Linked DNA regions of Homo sapiens: regions 2 and 3 are each linked to region 1. Evidence: read pairs that join two places in POLR2A ChIA-PET (ENCODE). Cell type or tissue: MCF 10A. All regions are shown on one strand. Region 1 has its middle 51 kb from the start of CHASERR. Region 2 overlaps CHD2 (chromodomain helicase DNA binding protein 2). Region 3 overlaps CHASERR (CHD2 adjacent suppressive regulatory RNA).

Region 1 (8,000 bases):
TGTACTTTTAGTAGAGACAGGGTTTCACCATGTTGGCCAGGATGGTCTCATCTCTTGACCTCGTGGTCCGCCTGTTTCGGCCTCCCAAAGTGCTGCGATTACAGGCCTGAGTCACCACACGCGGCCGCGTTTGCTATCTTGTAATGCCATTATTGACTGTGGACCGATGTGAAGCCAAGGCAGAGTGTTCCACTTTGCTCCAAACATGCTGTGACATCATGAAATAAAACTCAAGTCATCTGTCCCCTTCTCCTTGCCTGGGATTTTAAAGTCATTAGGCTGGGTGCAGTGGCTCACTGTAACCCCAGCACTTTGGGAGGCCAATGCAGGAGGATTGTTTGAGGCCAGGAGTTCAAGACCAGCTTGGGCAACATAGCGATATCCTGTCTCTAAAAAATGAAATAAAATAAAATAATAAAAATTAAAGGAATTACATTTTGTTTTACTTGTCTAAATTGGCCCTTTCCAAATCTGGAGAACTACTAGAGCAGTGGTTGGGGATGGTGTTAATTTGGGAAAGCCTCAGTTGATTCTGACAAACCCTGCCCTTAAGAACCACCAGTTTGTTTTCCTTTAGGTCCACTTAAAAACAACTGAAGAAGGCCAGGCGTGGTGGCTCACACTTGTAATCCCAGAACTTTGGGAGACCAAGGCAGGCAGATCACCTGAGGTCAGGAGTTGGAGACCAGCCTGGCCAACATGGTGAAACCCCGTCTCTACGAAAAATACAAACATTAGCCGGGCGTGGTGGTGCATGCCTGTAATCCCAGCTACGCAAGAGGTAGAGGTGGGAGAATCACGTGAACCTGGGAGGCGGAGGTTGCAGTGAGCTGAGATGGCAACACTGCACTCCAGCCTGGGTGACAGAGTGGGACTCCGTCTTTTTTTTTTTTTTTTTTTTTTTTTTTGAGACGGAGTCTCACTCTGTTGCCAGGCTGGAGTGCAGTGGCGCGGTCTCGGCTCATTGCAACCTCCGCCTCCTGGGTTCAAGCGATTCTCCTGCCTCAGCCCCCCAAGTAGCTGGGATTACAGGCACGTGCCACCACACCCGGCTAATTTTTGTATTTTTTTTTTAGTAGAGATGGGGTTTCACCATGTTAGCCAGGCTGGTCTTGAACTCCTGTCCTCGTGATCTGCCCGCCTTGGCCTCCCGAAGTGCTGGGATTACAGGCGTTAGCCACCGCACCTGGCCGGGACTCTGTCTTAAAAAACAAACAAACAAAAAAACTGAAGTGTATACAACAAGGATTCTCTTGAGGGGAAGCCTGCATCCGATAATTTTACATTTATTAAACTGGTGGTGAAAGAGTTCTATGCAGTTGAAAGGAACAATCAGCTATGTAAATTGCCCTTACTCTGGACTTGAGAAAAGCAGAAGGAACACATCGCCCACTAGGAAGGACTTAAAGTTAGTCTTGAGAGCCTTGTCTTGATGAAAAGACTAAGTGGGGCCAAGGGAAAGCTGGCTGTATTGATGAGAAATGGAAATAAGGCACCTTTCTTTTTTTTTCTTTTTTTTTTTTTTTGAGATGGAGTCTCACTCTGTCACCCAGGCTGGAGTGCAGTGTGCAGTGGTAGTCCGTGATCTCGGCTCACTGCAACCTCTGCCTCCCGGGTTCAAGTGATTCTCCTGCCTCAGCCTCCCTAGTAGCTGGGACTACAGGCGCACGCCGCCACACTCAGCTAATTAAGGCACGTTTCTCAGAGGCTAGAAGCTGCCTAGAAGTTTTTTCACTCTGTTGGAAGAACCAAACCGTATGGCACATAGTAGGATTGTGTCCATCCTGCATGTCTCAAGTCACAATCCTCCAGATATTCAACCAAAGTGCTTGATTCTGTTGGCACAAGGACCATGAAATCTTCAGTAGCTAAGGAGACTCTTTGACAAATAGATTTATTGCATATGATGTAAAAGGGTCTCATTCAGAGAACTACACATTTACTACACATTTACTAGCTGTTAGATGTGAGAAATTGAAGCTTTGAGAATTGTCATTTTGTAAGCACGCTGTAATAATTGTGTTCTCTACAAAAATGGAGAAATACTTAATCTTTGCAGGTTTTTATTAGCTTCGAAAAAGGGAATACAAATATTTTGATACCTGACTTTATTTTAAAGATACTGGCAAGCAAGGAAAGATACTCAGTTTGCTAAATTATAGCATAGATTTGAAAGACGGAAATTTTTTTTTGTTATTTTGATTCTTTCTGATTCAGAACCTGCGTGAGTTTCCATTCCTGGGATAGAGAGCCCTGCCAAAGCCAACTCAGTCTCCTGTTATTGCAGAAATTTAAAGGTTACTTGAGCTGATTGATACCAATTAAAATAAAAGCATCTACTGCCATTTTATTAAACGCCCTATTTAATCTCCACATCCCAAGTTCATTCTCTCTCTCTTTTAAGGCTATACATGGGCCTCAACATTCTCTCTTCTTCAGTATCAGCTGTCCTCATCCCTATTCAAAGTCAGAATGACTTGGAATCTATTCAGGGCTGCTACTTAATTGGATGAAGAAAGTACTCTGTTGCATGCTAACCTCCCAGATTTGAATTAGAACCAAGGTCCTGAATCTACACAAGACCTTTTTCCCTTTCCTTTCTGCATTTATTTCTTTTTTTTCTACATCTTTCTTTTTGAATTTTTTTTTTTTTTTTTTTCTGAGATAGAGTCTTGCTCTGTCGCCAGGCTGGAGTGCAGTGGTGTGATCTTGGCTCACTGCAGTCTCCAACTCTGGTTCAAGCAATTCTCCTGCCTCAGCCTCCGGGTAGCTGGGACTACAGGCATACACCACCATGCCCAGCTAATTTTTGTATTTTTAGTAGAGATGGGGTTTCACCATAGTGGCCAGGATGGTCTCCATCTCTTGACCTCGTGACCTGACCCCCTCGGCCTCCCAAAGTGCTGAGATTACAGGCATGAGCCACCGCGCCCGGCCTCTTTTTGAATTTTTTTAAAAAAACACCTAAAGTTTAGGAAAGTATAAGAGGCCAAAGAAACAAGAGTTCAAAGAAACAAGAGTGTTATACACGCACACTTGCAGAAAGGTAGTAAAATATCTGTATAGTTCTGGCTGTCAAGCTTTTGGACTGAGATATGCGTAAGCAAGGCAAAAAGATCCCATAGTCCAGGAATATCAACCAGTCCAGTTTCCCAAGGAAACTAAAAGTAACTGAAAATGAGAAGGGTGCCATATAGGAAAATTGAAGGTGGGGCATAATTATTAATACACTGCTTTGGAAATGCTGGTATGGAAGATTCATATATGGACTTCAAAGCATACATGTCTTATACTTAGCTATGGGAAAATTATCATCAAAATCTTCATTTATACAAATCACGGGTATTAGAAATAAAATCAGGTATTGTGTACAGTCAGATCCCAGGTTTACACAAACTAGAGGTTTCAATTAAGTTTCCTTCATTTTATAAAACCATGACACAAGCTGTAAATAAAGGAGCTCTGGCTTTAGGCCTTCTTCTGTTTATAGACAGTAAATTTTAATCCTCTGTCCCTGCAGACCAACTCAAAGCAGTAACCTTGGCTACCGTTGCCGCAGAAGAAACACACCCTGCAGATTTCCAGTTCTATATTCAGTCTTAGAAAATTGGTCATGTTGAAAGGGAAAAAACAATTTTACTTTGCCTCAGTTATTGACACCAAGAAGCACTCCTCAGCCTGTTCAGAGGGGAAACAATGAGTCATTCATGCTGTCAGCCCAGGTGGTGCATGAATTCCAGACAGAGGCCGCTGAATTAACCCGTGGAGGCGTCTCTCTGAGCAGAGCCCGCAATGCGCCTGCTTGGGGCTCCCTGCAGCCTCTGGGGGAGGCAGGGCGGCCCAGAGCAGGCCTGTGCTGGAAAGGAACGCGAAGCCCTGTAACCAAGCCTGTACCTCTGCAGTGCTAGTCCCAAGGGGCCTCCGAGCTGTTTGTCACCATGTGATTGGCTCAGGAGAGGGGTGGAGAAATGAAAACACTCTGCCCAGGATATATTTAGTTGAAGTGCAGCTGGGGAAGTGCTTAAACAAGGGAGCTTTTGTCCTTATGTTGAAGTGTTTTTCTTAACTCCTCAAGGGTGAAAAACTTGAGCCACGTACTGATCCCATTCCCCCCCACCACCCCCAATATATTTTCTCTTCTTTAGGAAATGCTCTTATTCTGAAACTTTAGAATTTTCTAGGGTTTGTTGCATAAGAGGAAACTGAATAATTCTGATGCAGAACTGACACAAAATTTAAAGCACAAACTTTTAGTGGGAGACACAGTTAAGAAATTCAAATAATTTCTTAACACATTAGAAGTTTGCATTCTTGCCATTAATTTTCTGTAAGTTCAAACTGGAAATTGGCTATTTTCAAACGGCTTTACTTGAACTAATTTATGGAGTTAAAAACATAATTAAGTGTTATAAGCTGACAGAGCCCTGTTTCACTCGAGCTGATTCACGGTTTCCAGTAATGAAAGATATCCTTCTGCGCTGCTGAGCACAGCTTCTTTGCAACAGATGACTGATGAGCCGTGTAACGGCTCCTGTTCACATCCTCCTCAAAAAATGGCTGAAAACTGCCACCTTGCTGCAAGGCTTTATGTAAATACTGTATATTAGGGCACATTATCTATTATTAAGAAGTAATGTGGCTGGGCACTGTGGCTCATGCCTGTAATCCCAGCACTTTGGGAGGCCGAAGCAGGCAGATCACCTGAGGTCAGTTCAAGACCAGCCTGGCCAATGTGGTGAAACACCTCTCTATGAAAAATACAAAAATCAGCCAGGCGTGGTGGCGCATACCTGGAGTCCCAGCTACTCAGGAGGCTGAGGCATGAGAATCGCTTGAACCCAGAGGGGAGGTTGCAGTAAGCTGAGGTTGCACCACTGAACTCCAGCCTGGATGACAAAAAAAAAAAAAAAAAAAAAATAGCAACACAGGAAATATTTTCCATGAAAATTCCATTTGCAGTTATGAAGCAGGGGCAAAAACTTCTGGACAAGAAGCCCGTGGTTTTGTTGATACTAGCAAAGCAGGCTGTAATAGTGCTCTCCAGAGAAACAGAACCAGTAGGATGTGCATATTTATAGACAAAGATTTCTCTCTCTCTCTTTTTTTTTGAGACAGGTCCTTGCTCTGTCACTCAGGCTGGAGTGCACTGGCGTAATCTTGGCTTCCTGCAGCCTCAACCTCTCCTAGCTCAAGCAATCCTCCTGCCTCAGTCTCACGAGAAGCTGAGACTACAGGTGCATGCCACCATGCCCAGGTAATTTTTAATTTTTTGTAGAGATGGTGTTTTGCCATGTTGCCCAGCCTGGTCTCGAACTCCTGAGCTCAAGCCATCTGCCCGATTCAGCCTCCCAAAGTGCTGGGATTACAGGCATGAGCCTGACTGAGAGAGAGATTTTGTTTAAGGAATCGATCCATGCTTATGGAGGCTAAGTTCAAAATCTGCAGTGTGGGCTGGTAGGCTAGAGACCTAGAAAAGAGCCAGTGTTGTGGTTCAATCCAAAAGATGTCAGCTGACAGAATTCCCAGAATTTCTTCTTGTCTGGAGCCGGGAGAGCGAGAGGGAGTCTCTTGTTCTATTCAGGCCTTCAACTGATGTGATGAGGCCCACCCACAGTATGGAGGGCCATCTGCTGTACTTAATGTTCACCAATTTCAATGTTAATCTCATCCAAAAACACCCTCACAGACACATCCAGGAGAATCTTTGACCAAATGTTTGGGCACTGTGGCCTAACCAAGTTGACACATAAAAGTAACCAACCACAGGTTAACAAACTCATTTTAAAAAATTCATGTGTTAACTTCACTTGTTAAAGTAACAGCATTGCTTACCATGTTGTAGATGTTGTAAAGGTATAAAAACGGGTACCCTTACAACATCTGTATCCCCCTGAAGGCAAGGATCTCTCTCTCTCTCTCTCTCTCCCCCTCTCTCTCCCTCTCCTTCTATCCTGTTCTCCCTCCTCCCTCTTCTCTCCTGGGAGGCTTGCCCTTTCATCCCAGGGACCATGTTGTGAGGAAGTTCATGGAAAAGCCATGTGTAGATATTCCAGACGATAGCCCCCAGCCCACACCAACATCAACTACTAGACATGTGAATGAACAAGCCTCAGATGATTTTTTTCTCAGCCTTCAGAGTCTTCCAGCTGTGATCCAGACATGGTACAGCAAAGTCAAGCTACCCTCTGCTGTGCCCTGTCTTGATTTATTTATTTAAAATTTTTTTTTTAATTTTAATTTTTTTTACTCTGTAAGCTTTGTTGGTCTTAACTGTCTCAATTCTGACCTGTAGAAACCATGAGATATTAAAAAAAGAGGAAGAAGAAGAAAATTATTGCTATTTTAAGCCACTAAATTTGGGAGCGATTTGCTATACAGGAAAAGATAACTACTATAGTAAGATTATGGTTAACTTTATGAGAAAGTACCAAACTGATTTCTTTCCTTTTTTTTTCTTTGAGGTGGAGTTTCGCTGTTGTTGCCCGGGCTAGGGTGCAATAGTGCTATCTTGGCTCACTGCAACCTCCACCTCCCGGTTTCAAGCGATTCTCCTGCCTCAGTCTCCTGAGTAGCTGGGATTACAGGCACTCGCCACCATGCCTGGTTAATTTTTTCTATTTTTAGTAGAGTCGGGGTTTCACCACGTTGGCCAGGCTGGTCTCAAACTCCTGACCTCAGGTGATCCACCTGCCTCAGCCTCCCAAAGTGCTGGGATTACAGCATGAGCCACCGCGCCCGGCCACACATCTACTTTTGATCAGAAATATTATTACCCAATTCAGAAACCAATCTTATTCACCATGATAGTTCATTGTCACATTTCATAAGACCAGCTCACCCCTACCCCTGATACTAGAATTTATGCTTATACTTCCAATATGTTTTAAAATAATTGTTACCAACTGCGTCTGTATAGTTATTATTATATATAAAGTATATAAATATAATTCTCCACATCATGATTTATCAAGTTAATTTGCAAGCCCTGAAAGAGAAGAATAAAACTGTCTATCCACAGATGGGGGATTCTTGATTCTAACTATACTATCACCTATTGACTGTTAATTAGCATTATTATTATTTCCATTAATGGAGAAATGCTATTTGTTAGGCATTTCACATATATAAACTTACTTACCACGACAACACTACGAGGTACATATTTTTATCCTCATCTTTTTCCCAGGGAAGAGCAGGATTGGAGAGTTTATGAAATTTGGCTTTGACCACACAACTAAATTTGAACCCAGTATCCTTTTATTTGATCCAAAATAGGCTTTTCTTCATTTTTTTCTAATTTTATACCACAATGTGGAATGTATTTTTGCCTGAAGTAAACAGTGGAAAATATTCTAGACTGGGATTTGGGAGATTGGGTTTTGTTCCTGGCTGTCTTACTGATCAACAGTCTTTTTTAAAGCATGTCTTTCTCTGGACTATGTTCCCTATCATTTAAAATAAAAATCACTTGAGGTCAGCAGTTCAAGACCAGCCTGGCCAACATGGTGAAACCTCGTCTCTACTAAAAATACAAAAATTAGCCAGGCGTGGTGGTGTTCACCTGTAGCCCCAACTACTCAGGAGGCTGAGGTGGAAGAATCATTTGAACCCAGGAAGTGGAGTTTGCAGTGAGCCGAGATCGCGCCACTTGACTCCAGCCTGGGTGACAGAGCGAGACTCTGTCTCAAAAATTATATATAAATAGGCCGGGCACGGTGGCTCATACCTGTAATCCCAGCACTTAGGGAGGCCAGGATGGGTGGATCACCTGAGGTCAGGAGTTTGAGACCAGCATGACCAAAATAATGAAACCCCGTTTCTACTAAAAATACAAAAAACTAGCTGGGCATGGTGGCAGGCACCTGTAATCCCAGCTACTCAGGAGACTGAGGCAGGAGAATCACTTGAACCCAGGAGGCGGAGGTTGCAGTGAGCCGAGATTGTGCCATTGCACTCCAGCCTGGGCAACAGAGCGAGACTCTGTCTCAAAATAAAAAAAA
Region 2 (8,000 bases), 90 kb after region 1:
GGAACAGTAAGTGTTAATGGCACTTCGTTTCAAAGTCCAGTTCCAAGAAGGTTAATCACTCCGTTTTTACCTACTTCAGAAAGTATTTTGAAGAGATACCAAATTCTTTTTATCCACAAGCAAAAGGAAGTGGTAAACCTTTTTCTCATCAGCATTTATTTTTGATTGGAATCTGAATTCCCAGTTTTGACTTGTTTTTTTATCTGTGTGTTGTATTTTCCTTTTAATTATTTGTTAAGTAAAAAATTATAAAAGTTGTTTGCAATTTAGATGTTGAATAATTTTCAGATAGTTGTTTTTCGTGAAGATTCTGTATATATGTTGGATAGTCATTCCTGAAAATCCAATGTTTAATTGCCCTGTAACTAGTAAGCCACTGGTAGTCAGCTAATTTTATTACTTTGTTATTTAGGTGAAGGCTTAAAGGACTCCACTCACTAACTCAGTTTGACCCTTTCTATTAGTCTTGTGGGCTTTCTGCCTCCTCTACTAAACCAGCACTAAAGCTACAGCTTAGTACTAATAGTATTTACTATTATAATTATTAGGTATTAATGGCAATTCTACATAGTCTTTTAGGAAATGTCGTTTTTTTAAGGGAATAATATGAATATATATATACGTATATATACACATGTACGCTATATATACACACATATATACACATATACATATATATACATACACACATATATATACATACATATATATATATATTTTTTGAGACAGAGTTTTGCTGTTGATGCTTGGGCTGGAGTGCAGTGGTGTGATCTCGGCTCACTGAAACGTCCACCTCCTGAGTTCAAGCGATTCTCCTGCCTCAGCCTCCAAAGTAGCTGGGATTACAGGTGCATGCCACCATACCTGGCTAATTGTTTTTTTAGTACAGGCTGGGTTTCACCGTGTTGGCCAGGCTGGTCTTGAACTCCTGACCTCAGGTGTTCCACCCGCCTGGGCCTCCCAGAGTGCTGGGATTACAGGCTTGAGCCACCATGCTCGGCCCATAATTACACTTTTTTTTTTTTTGAGACGGAGTCTGGCTGTGTCATCCAGGCTGGAGTGCAGTGGCACGATCTCATTTTCCATTTCCAGTTTATTTAGTGATTATTCCTCTTACGAGAAGTATGAAAATTAAGTAATGACTTTGTTAAGGCTTTTTTTTTTCTTCTTTAAGCAGTTCCCCTCATTAGTACTTGTATTCAGTCTTACATCTGATTCTGGTTCCAAAAACAATTTAAAAACACTTTTTTTTTTTTGGAGACGGAGTCTTGCTTTGTTGCCCAGGCTGGAGTGCAATGGCACGATTGCGGCTCACTGCAACCTCTGCCTCCTGGGTTCAAGTGATTCTTCTGCCTCAGCCTCCCGAGTAGCTGGGACTACAGGCACACTACCATGCCCAGCTAATTTTTTGTATTTGTAGTAGAGATGGGGTTTCACCGTGTTAGCCAGGATGGTCTCCCATCTCCTGACCTCATGATCTTCCCATCTCAGCCTCCCAAAGTGTTGGGATTACAGGCGTGAGCCACCGCGCCTGGCCTAAAAACACTTTTTAAAAACACTCATTCAAATCTTTGCTGGTTTTGTGTAGGGTGGGATGTACTTGCCGCCCTTGGTTTGGATTTGGCTCTCATGATTAGACTTACTTTAGACAATTAACTAGTTTAGACATTAAAAATACTTAAGGTATATAATGAAGTGCTGTGAATTCACTATTAAGCTTCACTACTAAGTTTCAGTCATAAAATGTCACTAGTATCATTCCCTGAGAGCATCTGCCTCCCTCAACCCCTAAAGGCAAATATAGTTGTGAACTTGGTGTTAATCTTTTCTTGGGTTTGATTTTCATTGTTGTTATTTTTGAAATTACACAAGTAATCCATGGAACTCACAAGTATACTTCAAATAACCCATCCCTAACAGAGTAAACCAGTGTTAGCAATGTGGTGATTAAAATGCATTTATACACATAGATATATGCTGACAGAAAAACGGCTTTTTTTTTTCCCCAGAAGGTATTGTTGTGTGCATTGTTACATTTCTAGGAATCACTCTCCTACACAAACTCAAAAACACATAGCTGCACAAGAAGATACGTAGAAAGAAAGATATTTATGGTTACAGTCAACAGTTTCCAAATACAAATACTCTACTCAGAAATATGGAAAGTGTATCAGAGATATTTGCAACTTATTGATTAAGTGAAAAATCTGAAAATAACCTAAATGTACCGTTAATAGGGGAATGTTATATAAAATGTAGTGAATTTATAGTATAAACCAGTTCAAAGGGAATGAGATGGGCATCCATATAGACATATCCTGATGCGGGCATTGGCATTCCATTACATCCTATCTGCAGTGCTTCCCACTTTTCAACACAGAACACTATAAACATTTCTAGTTGGGCTGTTCTAGTTATCTTCAGTAAACTAATGCTGCCTTTTGTGGGTCTCTAGTTGGTAAAGATTTTCAGTCTTTTTGTTGCTGTTGGAGTTTTCTGTTTCCTAGTAGTGTGTAGACCTGTTGTCTGTGACAGTTTTATTGGTGGTGATTGCCAAAACATGATTCTATTCTTAAACTTTTGTCTGGAGTTAAACATTATAGTAGTTGAAAAACTAAATACGTTATTTCAAAGGGGAGGCAAATTGCACATTCTAGCAAATGAATGTGCAATTGAATCCTTCTCTAATATACCAGGCACAAAGAACATCAAAGGAGATATGCTTAGTTTGCAAGTTTATTGGGGAGGTTGACAAGCGGCCAGATTACTCGATAGTATGGGACAAGTGGAGGCAAGGTAGTGTAGATGTTAACAGCTGCCGGAGCTTTGGAGTGAGTCTTTCTAGGTCAGCATGTGTGTCATTGCTAAAAGTATAGAGAGCCAGCAGGGCATGGTAATTGAAGCTCAGACTTGAGATGTGGCTGCCTGTTTTCCATCTCGGTGGTGGTAACTGCTGTGACATATGTCAGTATTGTGGAAGTATCTGATAGGTATTGAGCTTAGGATAGGAGACCAAAGGATGTTTTCTGGGAGAAGGTGATACCTAAGCCCACAAAATTAGAGAGGTATTTAATTTGCTGTGTCCGCAGTGGGTGCAGGAGCTAGAGGGGAGCAATGCTAGGTCTAGAGTCTGGAGCAGTGGGGGTGAGGGAAGAAATGATTAAGTCATGTGCCTTGAGAAATTGTCAGAGGCCAGGTTTTATAGGGCATGCTGAAATTGGATGTTATCAGTGACCAGAAGACCCGGATGCCTGGGAGGTGAACAAGCCTTCAGCTGCCTTTGCTATGGGAATACAGTTTCCAGGTACTGCCTTGCCTAACATCCCTTTCAAGTAGACTGCCCTTTCTATTAAATAAATCCCTTCCTTACTTACAAGGAAATTCTGGAGCTGTCTCTGTACCTGTCTGTCCATGAACAAATAGTGGAGGCAAAACTAATAAATTCCAGCTAGTGTCATGGATTGTGGGGTAACGACTCACTAATGGGTGTTAGCTGGGGAGAATTTTGTGTTAGAAGGGGAATCTCAGCTTGGATGTGATATGCTCAGATTTCCTGTTTGGGTAGGGCTTTGGCATTTATAGGGCACTGCTTTCATAGCTGCCATTAGATGTTCTTATGACACTACTGGTAGATGTCACATAGGTTGACACAAGTTAAAAGATGACACAGGCCTGAGGTGAGCTAGGACTGAAATGGAAGCTGCGATGCCAGAGCCCACAGCTTTTAAGTGTTCCTATCACTATCCAGCTCTCCTCTTCCTTTTTTCTTTCCTGTTGACAACCTGCCTGGTCACAGGTATAAAGTAAATGACTCAGATGCTTTAGTCACCTGGACTAGTCAGCTTGGACTGTGCAAGGGGTTAAGGAGTCAGTAATTGTAATGAGGTCTTGAAACTGTTGAGTCACTTGTTACAAGGAAGCCTGTTTTGGGACCTTGTGTAACAGGGATAAGAGTTAATAATGTTTTCTGAGTCTCTAATCTTTTGGCCCCCTATGGTAAAATAGAAAGAAATGAGCTTTAGATCCACACTTGGATTGGAATCCCGGCCCCTCACCCTCTTCCTCAATTTCTAGTTTTGTCCATTGGCCAAGTTACATAAAAGAGGTCAGTTTTTTTCGTCATTCATATGGTGATAATAATGCCTAATAGTATTGTCCTTGGGAATAAGCAAAATAATACATATAAAGTACTTAGCCTAGTGTCTGATACCTGTTAGGTGATCAGGAAGTTACATGGTTTTTCTCATCTTTCCCCACTTCCCAGTATTGAGAACCTCCCCTCGACCCCTGCTCTCCCATTTTTTCTCATTGCTTCCTCATGGTAACTGAAAGGCCTCCGTATTGTAATGTGCTGTGGATCGCATGGTGTTATTTGCAGCAGTCCCAGTTTGCAGTGTACTGCCCTGTGCACCTCTAGAAGATGCAGTGATGGTAAATATAGAACTTCCCCTTACCCTTTCAGGTTTTGTGCCACGTGTCTTATCTCCTGGCTTCTGAACTCAGGGACTTTTCTGTTAATGTTACTGTAGGTTCTGGGTTTTTCCTTGCCCCCCTCAGAGCAAAGATGGGTAGTTTTTAAGCAAGAGTAAACAGTCCACCTCTTGCTGTAGAGTCCATCCGTTTGAGGTCTTTTTGCTTCAGAGTATCTTCCCCTCTACCAGCATGCCCCTCAGTTGCTTTTTCACCATTAGAGGAAGATGAGGATATTGTTTTCTCTGTGCTTGAGATTGATACTCTATCACCCCTCAGTCTCTGTGGTTTCTGTTTTGTTCCTTTAGATGACATCTACCTACTTAGGTTGCTGCTCCCTATGGGATGTTTGGAATGAAGAAGGGAAGGGAGATGTGTGGAGGCCAGTAGCCGTCTTTATTGGGTTGGGTGTTCTCATTAGCATCAGAGTGCCCTTTTTGTTTACTTACTTCTGTTAAGTCTACCACTTCTGGATCTCACTGCAGATTATAAGGCAGGGCCTCTGGATTGAAGTTAATGTGTATAAATTTTTATAAAGCTCCTCAGATGAGCCTAATTTGCTCCTATTAGTGAGAACCACGATTGGATAATTGCAACCAGTTTGCATTCTTCCTCTTTGGGTGAGATGCTTTGTTTTTTTTGTTTTTGTTTTTTGGAGACAGGGTCTCACTGTGACACCCAGGCTGGAGTACAGTGGCGTAATCATGGCTCACTGCATCCTCGACTTCCTAGGCTCAAATGATCCTCCCACCTGAGTTTCCCGAGTAGCTGGGATCGCAGGCATGCACCATCATACCCAGCTAATTTAAACATTTTCTTGAAGAGATGGGTTTTGCATATTGTCCAGGCTGGTCTTGAACTCCTGGGCTCAAGCAATCTTCCTGCCTAGGCTTCCCAAAGTGTTGGGATTATAGGCTTGAGCCACTGTGTCCAGCTTGTTTTTTTTTTTTTTTTTTTTCTGGAGACCAAGTCTCGCTCTGTCTCTAGGCTGGAGTGCAGTGGCGTGATCTTGGCTCACTACATCCTTTGCCTCCCAGGTTCAAGCGATCCTTCTGCCTCAGTCTCCCGAGTAGCTTAGACTGCAGGTGTGTGCCACCACAGCCAGCTAATTTTTGTATTTTTAATAGAGATGGGGTTTCACCGTGTGGTCCAGGATGCTCTCGATCTCCTGACCTCGTGATCCGCCCGCCTCGGCCTCCCAAAGTGCTGGGATTACAGGCATGAGCCACCGCGCCCGGCCTGCTTGGTTTGGTTTTGTTCTGTGTTTTGTTTTTTTCTTGTTGAGAGGGGAATGATACTTAACAGATAAGACTTCGTGGATTCATATATATCTGGTTTCAAATCTTACTGTGTTAACTAGGTGTGAGAGTTAAATACTTATGAGCCTCAGTTCAGCCTCATTTGAATGAAGGGGACAGTAATATCCATGTTCAGAGTTTCTGTCAAGAGCCTGTCCATAGAAATAACCTGTTCTGTAGCATCATGTAAACATTCAGGAAAGGGTAGCTATTGGGGATTTTGAGAATGGTAGCAATAACGTTATTTGGAATGTAAAAGTATAAATGTGAATTTGAAGATTTTGGTCTTATATTACTAAAATTACTATCTGCAAATGTTTTACCATGAGAATTTTTTTTTAAGCAGATTCATGTGTCAGTTCTTAAATATTTTTAAATCTCTCTCTCTCTCAAAATAAGTCACTCAGCCTCTGAAGAAGCTTCGGGTTCAGACTCAGGCAGTCAGTCGGAAAGTGAGCAGGGAAGTGATCCAGGAAGTGGACATGGCAGCGAGTCGAACAGCAGCTCTGAATCTTCTGAGAGTCAGTCGGAATCTGAGAGCGAATCAGCAGGTTCCAAATCCCAGCCAGTCCTCCCAGAAGCCAAAGAGAAGCCAGCCTCTAAGAAGGAACGGATAGCTGATGTGAAGAAGGTATCTACTTTGCCCTGCAGTACAAATGTGCTGCTAGCCTAGGACAAGCTAGCAGACCTTTGTTGTTCATGAAAACTCATTAGTATATCTTGATGATGAAACCTACAGCCATTTTTTCTAGTAATATACAGTAGTATATCTGAGGATACAAATGAAGACTTCTTTCTGCTCTATTAAGGAAAATAAATGACCTGAACCATCCAATTATAGGGAGGAAAGACAAATTTTTATACGCTTGGTTTTTAACTTTATTTATTTATTTTTGCAACAGAGTCTTGCTCTGTTGCCCAGCCTGGAGTGCGCAGTGGCACGATCTTGGCTCACTGCAATCTCCGCCTCCCAGGTTCAAGTGATTCTCCTGCCTCAGTCACCCAAGTAGTTGAGATTACAGGTGTCTGCCACCACGCCCAGCTAATTTTTGTATTTTTAGCGGAGACTGGGTTTCATCATGTTGGCCATTCTGGTCTTGAACTTCTGACCTCAGGTGATCCACCTGCCTCGGCCTCCCAAAGTGCTGGGATTATAGACCTGAGCCACCATGCCCAGCCTAAAATATATTTTTAAGGTTAAAGTGAGCAGTTCCGGAAAGTTAATAATATGTAGTTATAGGTTGGATGGACCTACAAGCCAGTCAGAATGATTGCACTGTGCCTTTGATAATCATTATCCTAAAATGAGAACTTCTAAGGAAGGCTCTTGGTTTTCTATGTACACCTCCTTTTCACATGGTAGCTCTCTGTCCCCCTCCAAAAGCTTATTACTCATGTAAGAGTACTCAGTAGTGAGTAACTCCACATAGTAGATTTTTCATGGAGGAGTTGACTTAGATATCGGCTCTCAAAAGGACAAATAAGAACACAAGATAATTTTAGGATGTAAACATTATAATATATGCTGTAATAAAGTCATAATAGTTGAGCTAGAATGCCTGGCTGGTATCTTGAAGTGATAAAACTAGTTGATGTAGTAACACTGAAATGATTTTGCCCTCCCAGTTAATAAGGGCTCCATAAAAACCTGTGTTGAGTAAAAACTTTCATAGCTCTAGCAGAGGGCCAGGTGTGGGCATGGATAGACAGGCTAGAGTAAAGCGCACTTTCCCTCCTTCCTTTCTCTGCCAGGTTTTTTCAGAGTGTTTTATGTTTACTGCCTCTACCTATATTTCCTACCATTTGGTTATTCCTAACTCCTTCTGTTTGGACCTTTTGTCCTTTAACTCCAAGGTGATGCTAAGGCCGTTACAGAATCTGTGGACTTTGGGTTATGTGATTACATTGGATTCTAGTTGTAAAATGCCTATTCTGGGCCATCTTTTCTTTTGAAGCCTTGATTTTCTTCAGCTTACTTCATCATTTTTATGTTGTTGTTGTTGTTGTTAAAGTCATTGTTGATAATGTCCTTTCTTAGTGACATTGTTGGATCATTTTTCATAAAGATGAGACAGGGTCTTGCTCTGTCCCCCAGGCTGGAGTGCAGTGGTGCAATCACAGCTCACTGCAGCCTTGATCTTCTGGGTTCAAGTGATCCTCCCACCTCAGCCTCCCAAGTAGCTGGGACTACAGGCACGTATTGACACACCTGTCTAATTTTTAAATTTTGTT
Region 3 (8,000 bases), 57 kb after region 1:
AAATTTGAATTTTCTGTATTTCTGTTTAATTCAATGCGTTAATCTTTAGCATTGGTCAATACAGCCAAAAGATGAGGAAAACAAAGACTGATAGATACTAAGATAAGAAATAACTGCAACCATAAATGTATACAGGTTATGTGTCCATGAGCCATCTCTTCAGTTTGCCCATAGATTTTTGTCTGTGGAATATTTTCTTGTTTCATCACACTGAATCGTTGGCCAAGAAATGCTTGAAAATCAAAACATTAATATCATCTTTCTTCTTTTTTTTAAAGGTGACTTAAGAGATTAAAATTAATTTGGTTGCTGTTGGTTCTGAACAAATAATGAGTTCTTTTATTTGAGGTAAGAGTGGGTTAATTTTTATTGTTTTGACAAAAATTAGCTTATTAGGCTTTTGTTTTATCTTTAATAATTTACATTTCAATTAATGAATGGGTATCATTTTTAAAAGTTGTGATTATGAATATGAGTAAACTATCAAATAATTTGACAAAAGCCTTTAAGCCTTTTCACTGCAGGAAAGATTAAAAGTATATACGCATAGCCATTGTAACTTAATGTACCCTTTGAATAGTTTAAAATACTGAAGGTCCTTTAAGCCTTTGTTTAATTTTGGGAACAAGAGAAGACTGATTAGATTTTGAGGAAAACCATGAACCAAAGATAGCTTTTTTTTTCTGTTTAACTCTGTATATTGTGCAAACAATTTTAATCTTTTAAGTATTTAAAGAAATAAGCTTATTGGAGAATTTGAACTAGTTTGCTATTCATACTGATAGATTTTAGGGAAGAACATTTAAAAAATCAGGTTTTGAGCATAGATTTTAGTTTCTTTTTTGTAATTAAAAAGTTTAAAAACACTTATTTTTACTTGCTATTGTTTGCTTCATAATTAAGTTTAGAATCTTATTTGTTTTCACCAAAAGGTATGCCATTTTGAAGACTGAGACGTTGGAGTTTTATCCTAGAGGATAAAGGAAATCTTTGGGAAAGTCAGTATTTTATATAGCAAGTAAGTAAATGTTTTTACCCAACATCTGCAATTGAATAGTTACCAACATTTAAGTAGAAAAATACCATTAAAGTTTGTTAATGAAACAAACTGTAGACTACTTATCACTGAAAGGATGAGAAAACCATCAAATTTCTTTGCCTGACATTGAAAACACTTCTATTACTATCAAGACAGTCGATGCATGTAATTTATATTGGAGCAGGAAGACATTTAGTACTTCTTAATAAAATGGTGCTTTAGGATTGTGGTTAAATCTGCAGTAAAGTCATCAAGATTATGTTTTTACAAATCTGGTATATACAGTCTTAAGCCTTTTTTTTTTTTTTTTTTTGATTGTACAAATCACATTTTAGGAATGGTCTGGAATTTTGCATTTGCTGATCGTAGGATTCTTAACAACATTTCAAAAACTAAATAGACACTTTCATATCTTAGGCATTTAATAGATTTAAAATACTCATTTTAATTGTTTTCATGAGTTTTCAAACAGGTCCAAAAATGTGTTGTTTTCTAGGAAATGAGAGTTAATGCATCTAAAGAGTCCTCTAATTTAATTGCTTAGTAATTGCTTTTAAAGCATGAAAGATAGAGATAATTTTCACGCGCAGTAGGTATTGGGCCCCCAGCATACCATGTATATCACACTTTAAAATCTTAAAGCTAGATACGTGAATTTAAAAGAATGTCCACTGATGTTTTTAAGGAAATATGCCTTTTTTGTAAGTTAACGTTGAATCTGAAAATTAATGTCAAGCTGTTATTAGCGATTGACTAGAGGAAATACGCGGTATAATAATGGGTATCTTGGGAAAATTTAAGAATCGCCAAATGACCAATTAAAATAAGGGCAAGTTTACCTTTTCTTCAAAATTTATGTGGAAAATAAAATACAGTCTTTCAATACTTGGTGTTGGCTTATTCCATTGATTGAAATAGGTGGTAAGAGGAATATTTTTATTGCCTTTGCTTCAGCTTAACTTCTTTTTAATCCTTTTTTGCAGTTCGATCAAACTTGGGTGTATTACAGTGTGCAAGAGAAAACTAAATGTTTGACTTTTAACTGTAGTGTTTTAAAGATACAACATTTACAAGAATAGTTGAAACATCCCTCACTTCAAAACTTCTTTAACACAAATGCCGAGATTAGGGTTTCCTCTGTGCAATTGATGTGATATTAAATTGGCATTCCTGTCATTGGGCACTGTTAAGGAAATTGAGAAATGGGTCTCTTATGTGAAGCATAATCTGTGTTTAAGTATAAACAGGCAATACATTTATAATGGCCTACGGAAGGTGTAATTTGATTCATAAAAAAGAAAACAGCTGGAAAGGGCTAGAAATGTTAAATCAAAGATTCACATGTACTTAGATCTTTGTTACTGCATATATTCAGTGTTTTGATACTTAACTGCTTGAGCCAATCTTGTATAATGAACCTAATTGATTGGCACATGAGGGCAAATGTGAATGTAGATAACTATTATAGATAGATAATATTATATAAGATAAATATAGTGGATCATGTAGATATGATATTAAAGTACTATATTTTATAAGGAAGGTGGATTATTGTATATTTACCACTGTTTTCTGCTTAAGAACCAAGGTGATACTTATATAATTGTTTTTACCCTAGCATTTTGGGATAATTCTTGAGTCATAAAAATCTCCTGATCAACTTGGTGATTGAATTGGATTGCATTAGTTCTGATAGAAACTGTTTAAAAAATTACCTGACATTCTATAGAAATGAAAGGAGCCATGCTGTGTAATCACAAGGCTTTCATGACATGACATTTATAGATTATATGAAATAGGTAATTTCAAATGTAAATTTTAAGTTTTATTTACTATTAGTCATCGTTTTTTGATTATTTAAAAATTTGTACTATGGACAACTAATTAATTTTACTTTTTATCCTCTGAGATTTGATTGTGGAGCGGCATAAGGGGGAGAAAGATAAGTTGAGGACGTCTCTTTATCTTTTGTTAATCAGAGGTGGTGATAGAGTGGAAAATATAACACGTTTCGGCATTCAGGAGACCTACCTTCCAATGTAAATAAGCCCTTGCGGTCTTGATATTTTATTCCTTTTGTACCTTCATCTCATAATCTGTATGAAGACTTTAGAGTTCCAAGCTCTTAAGATCCCTATTAGCTCTCAAATTGTGGGATAAAAATAATTGTTAAGGCATGCCTAATACTCTTATACAGACTTTGTAAACTGATTTCAGAGAAGCGATTAAGGAATTGTACTGTCTTTAAACAATATTTAGAATGCTTCAGTAAAAGCATTTTTAAAAAATTTTTCTAATGATGTAGTAAATGTACCTAATATAAAGTTAAGTGGTTTTATTTAATACTTTTCACCTGACCATGATTATGTTATAAATAAGAGGATTTATAGTTTGCATGCCTGATATAATCTATTTAATTTCCTTTACAAAATTTTTGTACATGAAAGATAAATGTCTTCATTTTACCAGCTACCTCCTTCCAGATTGAATGCTTCAGTGCACTTTGATTTTCAAATTGGCTATTATTTTTTAATGTAATTAACCTTCACAATTTAAATTGAAGGATATTCTGATCCTTAGGTTATAAATATGTGACTTGATGGTTTATGTAACATTCAAGTAGCATGTTTTCTATAACAATATGATAAAAGTTTTGATACATACCTTGTATGTTGCTTGACAGATCTGTTTTAGAAAACATTCCTCTGCCTTTTGAAATGAAGCCATGTATTTGAAATTATTTCCCAAACAATTATATCTTAAGCGTGTGCTACATAGTAATCATAGTCATTTTAATTTAGATTATAAAGCTATATTTTAACTTTGAGGTTTGTGAATTTTCTTAGACATATTAATGACTTTATAGTTAATGGTGCTCTCAGATTTTATTTTTAAGTTAAAAATTTGCCAGGCGCGGTGGCTCACGCCTGTAATCTTAGCACTCTGGGAGGCCGAGGCAGGTGGATCACGTGAGGTCAGCAGTTTGAGACCAGCCCAGCCAACATAGTGAAACCCCCATCTCTACTAAAAATTAAAAAAAAAAAAAAAAATTTAGCTGGATGTGGTGGCACGCGCCTGTAGTCACAGCTACTTGGGAGGCTGAGGCAGGAGAATCGCTTGAACCTGGGAGGCAGAGGTTGCAGTGAGCTAAGATCCACACCACTGCACTCCAGCTTGGGCAACAGAGCGAGACTTCATCTCAAAAAAAAAAAAAAAAAAAGAAAAAGTAAAAAATGGTTTTAAAAACCAAGTTTTCTAAGAAAAGCATAAATGACTAATGATAATATGACAATTGACTAAAGCTGTCCTTACTGTTTGAAAGAACAACAACCAAAATATGTATATTATACCTGTAAGTTATTAAATCTGAAACTATGATATTATGAAATAGGGTAGGTGGAAATACGAGCAAAATCATTAACTTTCATAGTCTGCCTAAGCTGAATTTTGCTCCCTTCTCCTGTCTTTCCAAGGATGGCAAAGTGATTTTAGACTTTGTCAATTTTGGTGGTTAGTAATTTTTGTGAGTGATGCATGGGGAAGGAGATGCTATGGTAGATTACATTAGTGTCTAATTCTTGTGATGATGCAAAGTGAGATACATTTTCTGTCTTTGGTGGTGTGAGAACCCTATCTACTGGTAGATAACTTACTTATAAGCACATTATCAGAGCAGTGTGAGGGATTTCCCTTAGACATTTCTTTTACCGAGATTCCTTAAGTCACTTCTGCCCTTCTCTTAAGGGTTTACTTGGTTTACGATTTGTCTGTCTTCACAAAACCCTCTGTTACTTATAAGGTCAGATTAAATTTGGAAGATCAGAAATATGTTGTGTTCCTTTTAAATTGCTTCATTTGTCAATTTCTTGGGAAGATAATTTAGCACCTACTCTTAGAGCAATTTTGAAGCAGATCTTTGCTATATTTCTTTTTTTTTTGTTTGAGACGGAGTCTCGCTCTGTCGCCCAGGCCGGACTGCGGACTGCAGTGGCGCAATCTCGGCTCACTGCAAGCTCCGCTTCCCGGGTTCACGCCATTCTCCTGCCTCAGCCTCCCGAGTAGCTGGGACTACAGGCGCCCGCCACCGCGCCCGGCTAATTTTTTGTATTTTTAGTAGAGACGGGGTTTCACCTTGTTAGCCAGGATGGTCTCGATCTCCTGACCTCATGATCCACCCGCCTCGGCCTCCCAAAGTGCTGGGATTACAGGCGTGAGCCACCGCGCCCGGCCTGCTATATTTCTTGATTATGATCTGTCCGAATGACTAAAGGAATTTAGATTTGGGAAGATAAACAGGGACTTGCTCTATAATTTGAAAATTAGTCCTAAAGAAGCATTTGGGTAGCATAGTTTTAACTAAAATCCTAAACTTCGTTGCCTTCTAAAAACCTTAAATTGCTACATTTTGTTTTTGTTTTTGTTTTTGGAGATTGAGTCTTGCTCTGTTGCCCAGGCTGCTGGAGTGCAGTGGTGTGATCTCAACTCACTGCCACCTCCGCCTCCCGTTTTTAAGTGATTATCCTGCCTTAGCCTCCTGAGTAGCTGGGATTACAGGCGTGCACCACCACACTTGGCTGAGTTTTGTATTTTTAGTAGAGCTGGGGTTTCACCATGTTGGTCAGGTCTCGAACTCCTGACTTCAGGTGACCCACCCAGCTTGGACTCCCAAAAGTATTGGAATTACAGGTGTGAGCCACTGCGCCCTGCCTATTTTCATATTGAACTTTTAAATAAGTTTTCTTTGTGGTGGTGGGATGATTATTGTAATCATACTTGGGAACAGAAGTGATGAAAAAGGTATGTTACTTGAGATATGGGAAACGCTATTTTCCATGTTTAGTTATGGGGTATTCAAGTCTAACTAGTGGAAAGTATGGATACATTTTATTTATTTTTTGAGACGGAGTCTCGCTCTGTTGCTCAGGCTAGAGTGCAGCGATGCGATCTCAGCTCACTGCAACTTCTGCCTCCTGGGTTCAAGCAATTTCTGGCTAATTTTTGTATTTTTAGTAGAGACGGGGTTTGACCATGTTGGCCAGGCTGGTCTCAAACACCTGACCTCAAGTGATCTGCCTGCCTCCACCTCCCCAAGTGCTGGGATTATAGGTGTAAGCCACCGGGCCTGGCCGGATACATTTTTATTATCAAGTATATATTTTAGGAATGATTAGTGTTGGTTTAGTTGAATAGATTGGTACAATTAGTAGTAATTTGAAATGATGCCTATGGTTTCCTAACATTTTGTCTTAGTGTTGATTAAAGACATAATAATGTGAAATAATATGGTAATACTAAGGAATGAGAAAGTGGCCTTACAGGTGGGCAATGTAAACTTTCCTGTAGAAGGATTGAAAGTAAATAGATGTAAGACTAGAAAGTGAAACAATTCTGTACTGTAAGAGCAATGTTGGCTGTGTTAAATAACTCGTTCCCAAACATCAGATCCACCTGGGGAGCCCAAATATTTACCTACATTTTTGGAGTTCTTAGGGGCTGAAACTTACGCTTGTGATTTTGTAGTAACCTATTCTAGAGAGGAGCCAAATTTGTGATACTCAAGAGCTTGTATGATTTCTGCTTGGACTGTATTGTTAATACATACATACATCTTTTGGTCTATTGGCAAATGACCCTTGCAAGATGTTGACATTTTGGGTATAAATCATGGTGCTTAATAATCTGTTTTCATTTTTTATGTATAAAATTAAATTCTTTTTGTCCTCTGCAGAAATATGAACCTCAAACTGAATCCTCTAAAGGCCCCATACAATGAAGTAGACATTGGTGGAAACATTTAGTAAGTATTATTCAATTTACATGTTTAATCTGTTTAGAAATTTTAAATACTACTTTGGAAATTTTGAAAATTCGAGTCAGAATTGTAAAGAGGGATTTAGTGAAACTCAACACAGTACAAGAAAATCAACATGGAAATTTCGCTTATTAATTTACTCCAATCTATTATTTTCTGCTTTCTTCACTTAGGCAAGTTAAAATGCAAACAAACCCACATTTGAACATACCTCTAACACTATTATAAACATGGATGTTGCTAAATGGTTCCTCTTTGTTTTTGTAAATAAAGTTTTATTGCAGCACAGCTATACGCTTTCATTTAGTTATTGTTTGCCGCTGCTTTCTCAGTATATAGCAGCAGCAAGCAGAGGAGTTCTATTGAATGGCCTACAAAGCCTAAAATATTTCCTGTCTCATCTGTAGGGAAAGTTTATCCTAGGTCCTACAGCTTTTCCTTTTGTCAGCATTGCCTTAACCTGTATAGAACTCAGAAGCCCTTCGGTTCTCTTTTGGTAATAGAACATAATTTTTAATGATTTCCAATATTATAATTACTTTTAATTAATTAATTTTGAAGTTAAACTTGAAAGCCCAACAAAAAGTTCTTTAGCCTGATTGTCCCTGAAGTTATGCTTTGATGTTAGAAGACATGGTTAGCACCTCTGAAATAGTTTTTCTAACAGCCTGAAAAATAGTTGGAAAGAGTTGATGGGAAGGTTGTATAAATGAATTTTGGTGAATTCTCAACATGATTTATTTATTTTTATTTTATTTTTCGAGACAGAGTTCCACTGTCACCCATGCTGGAGTGCAGTGTCATGATCTTGACTCATCGCAACCTCCGCCTCTGGGGCTCAAGCGATTCTCCTGCTTCAGCCTCCAGTGTAGCTGGGATTACAGTCACGCACCACCATTCCCAGCTAATTTTTGTATTTTTAGTAGAGATGGGGTTTCCCCATGTTGGCCAGGCTGGTCTCGAACTCCTGACCTCAGGTGATCCACACGCCTCAGCCTCCCAAAGTGCTAGGATTACAGGTGTGAGCCACCGCACCTGGCCAACATGATTTATTATTGACAACCTTTTTGGTAATTATATATTAGCTACTTCATAAAAATAATTTTTTTGAATCATATTTGGGAATCTAGATTTTAGATGATAATTTTT

Evidence for each region. Peaks named below come from ENCODE experiments on the same cell type or tissue, not always from the same donor. Only the 100,000 strongest peaks of a DNase experiment are listed, where the experiment ranks them.
Region 2: POLR2A ChIA-PET joins it to region 1 with 14 read pairs; 19 of 35 experiments call an interaction of 5 or more read pairs at or near these places.
Region 3: POLR2A ChIA-PET joins it to region 1 with 25 read pairs; 35 of 35 experiments call an interaction of 5 or more read pairs at or near these places.

What each region holds. Positions count from the first base shown.
Region 1 is chr15:92,828,090-92,836,089 of GRCh38, forward strand. No RefSeq gene overlaps it. Among named protein-coding and RNA genes, the nearest start is that of CHASERR, 51 kb to the right of the region's middle. RefSeq lists enhancers at 3,600-3,649, 4,030-4,229, 4,986-5,045. In MCF 10A, no CTCF peak of the experiment used is centred here; a DNase peak (open chromatin) is centred at 3,852.
Region 2 is chr15:92,918,154-92,926,153 of GRCh38, forward strand. CHD2 (chromodomain helicase DNA binding protein 2) reads left to right here. Exons shown (of 39, transcript NM_001271.4): 3 at 6,168-6,399. Among named protein-coding and RNA genes, the nearest start is that of MIR3175, 18 kb to the left of the region's middle. RefSeq lists an enhancer at 3,329-4,528. In MCF 10A, no CTCF peak of the experiment used is centred here; a DNase peak (open chromatin) is centred at 3,848.
Region 3 is chr15:92,885,237-92,893,236 of GRCh38, forward strand. It overlaps CHASERR (CHD2 adjacent suppressive regulatory RNA), which reads left to right. Exons shown (of 6, transcript NR_037601.1): 3 at 279-348; 4 at 933-1,018; 5 at 6,768-6,836. Among named protein-coding and RNA genes, the nearest start is that of CHASERR, 6.4 kb to the left of the region's middle. In MCF 10A, no CTCF peak of the experiment used is centred here; no DNase peak of the experiment used is centred here.